Regions from separate parts of the Homo sapiens genome. Here region 1 is linked to region 2. Evidence: chromatin contacts called from ENCODE Hi-C or POLR2A ChIA-PET data. All regions are on one chromosome and are shown on one strand. The core of a region is the stretch at or near the end of the contact, and the rest is flanking DNA. Distances in the headings are between cores, read along the strand shown. Region 1 holds the start of RAB4A-AS1 (RAB4A antisense RNA 1). Region 2 holds the start of URB2 (URB2 ribosome biogenesis homolog).

Region 1 (2,700 bases), core at 49-2,548, 360 kb after region 2:
CCAGAGCCGTGTCTGCTGTGTTTCTGCAGGATGTACAGCCCTCCCAGCACGGTGCTCGCTTCCCTAATGCCATTCCACAGTATTTGTTGCAGAGAAGGAAGCAGCATGCCAGGACAGATGGAGACAGGACTAATTTGGCTTGAGGTATGTAATTTTGAACTTGAGCCTCTCTCTGGGACTGTAAAACTCCAAATCAAAGTCTTAATCTGAGAATACATACATCTGAAAGAGTGATTAGGGACTGGTAAACATCTATTAATATTCAACTCTGATACAAAGTACAAGTTGTTTATTCTTACCACGCAAGGCCAAAAAAGGGGAGAAAAAAAAAAAAGCACACAGCATATGCACTGGGAAAGCTTTCGCTTATTCAAAACAGTATTTGTCAAGCACCTCCAGGTCTGGGTGCTGCAGGGGAAACAAAGATTAAACAGCCAGGGCTTTGCTTCCAAGGTGCTTACGGTCTTAAGAAGGAGACAAGACATGTTTATAAATAGCCAAAATGCAACCCAGAAAAGGCTAAAAAACACTGAGAGGGAGGGAGAAATAAACGAAGCAAGAGGTCTCCGGAGGAAGAGATGAATGAATTAGCCTATTAATAACTCCTCACTGTAATCCCAATGTAAAGCAAGGAATTCCAAACCAGGAAAGGTCAAACTGAAGTATTTGAGGAACACAGGCGTCGCCCTAAGCCCTTCACAGGCTCGCTGGGGATAATATCGCAGCTGAAACCGAACATCAAGCTGGCTTTTCAAACCTTCAGTTATTTACATTAGACTGAGAGGGGAAAAGCGCTAAGAGTGCAAGAGCAGAGAAAGAGCAAGAGGAAACTTGAAAAGGCGGATCACGCCAATGCGCTGTGCACAGCGCCCCCGCGCCCCGCGCACCCGCTACCCCACCCGAGCCCCCAGCGGCCCGCGTCCCCCATCCCGGTCCCAAGCCCAGACACCTCCGAGATCCGTCCCCCGGCTCCGGCCGGCGCCACCGCCACCCTCAAGACCCCCGCAGCCCAGGCCCGGCCCCGCGCCACCGACGCCCCCCGCGGCCCGACCCGCGCGCCCCGCCAGCCCGGGCCTCGTACCGTAGGTTTCGGACATGGCCGTCTGCGACATCTTGGGAGCGGCGCCGCCTCTCGCCGGGTCACCGGCTGCACTCGCCCGCGGTCCGCCGGCGCGTCTCGGTGGGGAAGGACCTGGGGCGGGGGACCGGAGGAGGGAGGGGCCCGACCGGTCCCCACGGCAACCGCCGGTCTCCCAGCGGCTGCGGCCCAGCCGGACTCCAGCTCCGCGCAGGCGCAGGGCCCTCCACCCTCCGTCCGGCCGCGACCGCGAGGAGGAAGAGGAGATGGGCTACGCGAGGCCCGGCCCACCCCGCGTTCGCGCGTGCGCACGGGGAGGCCGGGGCGGGGCGCGTGAGGACTTCGGCGCGCGCCGGAAGCACGTGCGCGGGCTGGGCGCTCTGGCGGTGTGCGCTGAGGTGGGCAGAGCGGCAGGTGGGGGCGTTGGGGGCTGAGTCCCGATTTCCCTGAGGGAGGGTCGGGTAGAGGCGGGCGGTGGGCAGGTTTGGGGGTGACAGAGGGCTGGGGACAGTGGGGTCCAGTTGCCGGACAGAGGAGGAAGGTGCCCGCACTGGGGAGGAAAGCAGTCCATTTGCCAAATTGGCCCGTCTCAGTTAAGACGTTGTCTTCGGTCATCATCTGCGGCTGTCAGCCAGGAAAAAACTTCCCTGACGCTGTTACGATGGAGGCCAGAACTTGGTTAATGTGTAACAAGGAGGCAGTAGGCCCCAGGTGTCCAGCCAGAGGCCGCCCTGTGAATGGGAGGCAGGTTCATTTACCCGTTGGGAAGCTAAGCTTTCACTCCAAACTGCCGGGCCCTCTTGGATGGAGCTGAGCGGGTGTGGGCGGAATGACAGAAGCGCAAGATGCCCAGGTGCTAAAAGGTCATCGCAAGACTACAGGCTGCAGCCTCTCCACATCCCATTTTAGAGGGTTCTGGATTACGGTTGAGAAGTATCTCCCGGCCCTCAGCTGGGGATGTGTTTCCAAATTTAGGAGTTTTTTTAATTTTTATTTTTTAACAGGGTCTGGCACTGTCAGCCCAGCCCAACCGATTCTCCTGCCTCAGCCTCCTGAGTAGCTGGGGCTAGGGGCTCACACGACCACACCGCGCCAATTTTTAAATTTTTTGTAGAGATGGGGTCTTGTTATGTTGCCCAGGCTGGTCTTGAACTCCTGAGTTCAAGCATCCTCCCTCCTTGGCCTCCCAAATTGCTGGGATTACAGGCATGAGTCATCTCACCTGGCCTTGGATAGTTTGGTTTCAGAAGCAAAACTGAGTTAGAATCCCCTTCTGTGGGAAATGTAGAGATAAACATTTATGGGAAAGAGAATTTTGGTTGAGGATTTGGCCCATCTGAGCTTGATCAGGGCCACATAGCGCCTCATAGTTCCCAACCTTGTTCACAATAGGTAGTCGAATGCTCAAAATATCCTTGGCTAAGCTCCCAAGTGACCTGGACTGTGTGGAAAATGCCAGTACATACTTTTGTGTGTGTGTGTGTGAGTCAGTTTGGCTCCATCCTCCACATAAATTGGCATCAGAGCTTCCCTCTTCCCCAGTGGCTATTTGGGTCGGTATTTTTCTCTTGTCTCCGATCCTAATAACAAATAAATGCAGTTTTTTCTAAATCACAGAGAAG
Region 2 (2,779 bases), core at 94-2,593:
CTATAACAATGTCAGACTGAGCAGGCACCAGAAAACCAACAGTATTGCAGTACTGTATCTTGTTTACCTAATATGTATTCTTTTAAAAGTTTTTAATGAATCAACAGATTTGTCGGGGTAAATCTACATACAAGATGCTTGACTCCAGAATTTTCTGGGGGAAATTCAGACAAAAGCAAGCAAAAGATGGACTGCACACACAGAAGATGGACTATATGTATTCCAGCTATGATCAAACATCACTTCCACAAAGGTGAGTGTTCAGGAATTCAACAAGGCCAAAATCAGTGATTACATTACTTGTGGAAAGAGTCATTCATACATGGTTTCAAATTGAAAGAGGAAAAGATACATAAGCAATATCCGGAGAAAGTAATATGTCTCCAAGTGAAAAAGAAAACCCCAAAGGAATACAGTTATTTCAGCTGCAACAGTAACCTTCCACTAACACTTTTATTCAGTCGTGTATAAATTTACAACGCACATACACTTCAAAAAAGACTCTACAAGAGATACTTGCACAAGGAAAAGACTAAAAATAGAAAACAAAAAACCATGAAATCTCGGGGGTAGCAAACATACCAAACACCTACAGTTACTATTAAACTGGGTAAACTTGGCTTTGAGTTTCCTAAAAGTTATAGTAAAAAGGAACGTTAAGACGTTTTCATTTTAGAAATTAAGTTATCCTTCACTCTACTGCAGAGAACAAGAACGTCAAGTGCTGTCAGTTTTCCTATTTTGTCAAAATGTCCAAAACGAATTCAACGATGCCTGACTTTCTAAGTTCAATACCATAGAACCGCCATCGCGACAGCTACAAAGTGCATAACAGGTGTTTGCTGAACTGGCTACAAAGACAACCGAGATGCTCTCCCCGGCTCCGCCAGAGTTCGGCTCTCCGGGCCTCCAACCGCCCTTACCGGGCAATGCGAAGTCCAGGGCGGACAGCACAGCCCTGCCAGCACTCCCTGCCCAGCAGAAAGAGACCAAGCAACAAGAACCAGGGGAGAGCAGCTAGGAGCCAGGAGGGAGTTCGCCTTCGCGAATGGAGCGTGCCGAAGCCGCTCCAGCCCAGAGTCTGCTGGCGGCACCGGAACTGGGCAGGGTTGGGGGGCCCCCCATCTGGGCCCGGCCTTAGGTAGGGGGATCTCCTCTGGACCAGCCCCGGGTGGGGGGACTCACCTCGGGACCTGGCTGCCCGCAGGGGCTGACCGCAGGTGGGGGACTCACCTCGGGATCCGGCCCGGTAGGGGGCTCAGCTCGAGACAGCTCCGGGTAGACAGGGGAGGACGGCGGCAGCGGCGGCGGCTGCTGTCCCGGTGCGGCGGAGGCCGCTGTACGGGTCCCGCGTCCCCACCACGTGGGACCGGTACCCGCGCTCCTTCCGCCGGACGCCGGCGGCGCAGCGGGGAGGGGCTGCACGCACGCCAGGCGTCGCCAGCCGAGCGCCGAGGCGCCTCGCCCATTGGCGGAGACGGTTGCGCGTTGGAGGCCCGAGCGGCCCAGCCCGCGGCCCGCTCCGTGTCAGTCAGTCATGGAGCGGCCGCCCAGAGCGGCGGCGGGGGCGGCGGGGCGCGGGGCGCGGGGGCCCAGCTGAGCCGGCCGTCGGAGTGAGACCCTGCGGCAGAGACGACGGAGGCGGAAGCAACCCGATCCCGGAGGCGGCGGCGGCGGGGGGAGCCGGAGCCGCCTGGGATGTTCAGTGAGTGCCGGGAGCACGGGCGGGGAGGGCCGGGAGGGTCGCGAGGCGCGCGCGCGCGCGGGCGGGCGGGGGCCGGGGCGGTGGGGCCTCGGCGGGGCGCGCCTTGGCTCCCGCCGGCGGGCGGTGGGGGTGGGGCGCGGGAGGCGGGGCTGGGGGGCGGCGGGCGGCTCTGCGCGGGCGCGACGGCCGCGCCTCCGCCCTCGGCCTCCCGAGTCCCGGGCTGCGGCCGGCGGCGTGGCCTGCAGTCGGCGGCTACACCTGGACTGGCGTCGCGTTCCTGCGCAGGGGTGGGTCCTGCGGGTTGGATGCCGGGCTCGGGGAGGAGGTGGCGGGCGCCCGCGGGGAAGGTATCCCAGTGCCCGACAGCCAAGCAGGGAGCACGGCTCCACAGCTCCTTTGCATGTAGGGGAAAAGGAAATGTCTTTGCGGCGAAGTCGGGATTCAACTTTGCACATGGTGATCGTGCGTGGGTGGGTGTGGAGTCGATCTCCGCGTGTGACACGGGGGAGCCAGAGTTAGACTAGCTGCTGCAGGAGAGTGCTTACCTGCAAGGGTGTCTCTCGGGGCTCGTTGCCTCATGACAGCAAGGTAAGGTTGGTGCGCCCATGGTGTGGGACGGGTTCACCACCTCCAGCTCGCGAAGCTGCCAGGCTTTTGAAAATGTATTCGATAAGGCGTTGGTCCGAAGTGAGTGGATGGTTAGAAACAGTGGTGTCATTTTAGACTTAGCGGAAGTGGAGTGCAGGAACGCTACATGCAGTTCTCCCATCAGTTGTGAAAGTCGTTGTAATGCGGATCTCGCAGTCTTTGTGGTTCTGGGATCAGAAGGTAAGTGCCAGTCCCATGCAGTGTCTGTCTTAAATTACTGTACCTAAACTGACCTTGCAGATTGGAATCTCGGAATGGTGACTCCTGCTAACAAGCAGTTGGGAGCTGTGCTGAGAGGAACATTAAGTGCGGAGCGTGTCTTATATCAGGCGATTCAAGTGTGCCAACACCTGAGTTGGGGATGTAGGGGAGGACACGGAGGCTGTGCCCCAGTTCCTGGTCACAGCTCTACTTGGAAGGGGGAGT

What was found. Hi-C counts contacts between places; a loop is a spot of excess contacts on that map. ChIA-PET counts read pairs that join two places held with the same protein, here RNA polymerase II (POLR2A). Pooled maps may share reads with other maps.
Region 1: a loop to region 2 is called in a map of B cell, with 24 times the contacts of the local background. The contact joins the promoter of RAB4A-AS1 here to the promoter of URB2 in region 2. A Hi-C loop is called at or near these places in 7 of 168 maps with a recorded cell type or tissue (B cell, CD4-positive, alpha-beta T cell, CD8-positive, alpha-beta T cell and 3 more), 10 of 37 single-sample maps with no recorded cell type and 25 of 50 pooled maps. POLR2A ChIA-PET finds 5 or more read pairs at or near these places in 2 of 52 experiments (MCF 10A and OCI-LY7).

The regions. Positions count from the first base shown.
Region 1 is chr1:229,269,752-229,272,451 of GRCh38, reverse strand. It overlaps RAB4A-AS1 (RAB4A antisense RNA 1), which reads left to right and starts at 1,298. Exons shown (of 2, transcript NR_149313.1): 1 at 1,298-1,476. It overlaps RAB4A (RAB4A, member RAS oncogene family), which reads right to left and starts at 1,341. Exons shown (of 8, transcript NM_004578.4): 1 at 1,082-1,341. The coding sequence starts at 1,112. RefSeq lists silencers at 800-959, 1,000-1,529.
Region 2 is chr1:229,624,811-229,627,589 of GRCh38, reverse strand. URB2 (URB2 ribosome biogenesis homolog) reads right to left here and starts at 1,343. Exons shown (of 10, transcript NM_014777.4): 1 at 1,234-1,343. It overlaps TAF5L (TATA-box binding protein associated factor 5 like), which reads left to right and starts at 1,468. Exons shown (of 5, transcript NM_014409.4): 1 at 1,468-1,705. RefSeq lists enhancers at 770-849, 2,510-2,559 and silencers at 1,040-1,739, 1,830-2,019.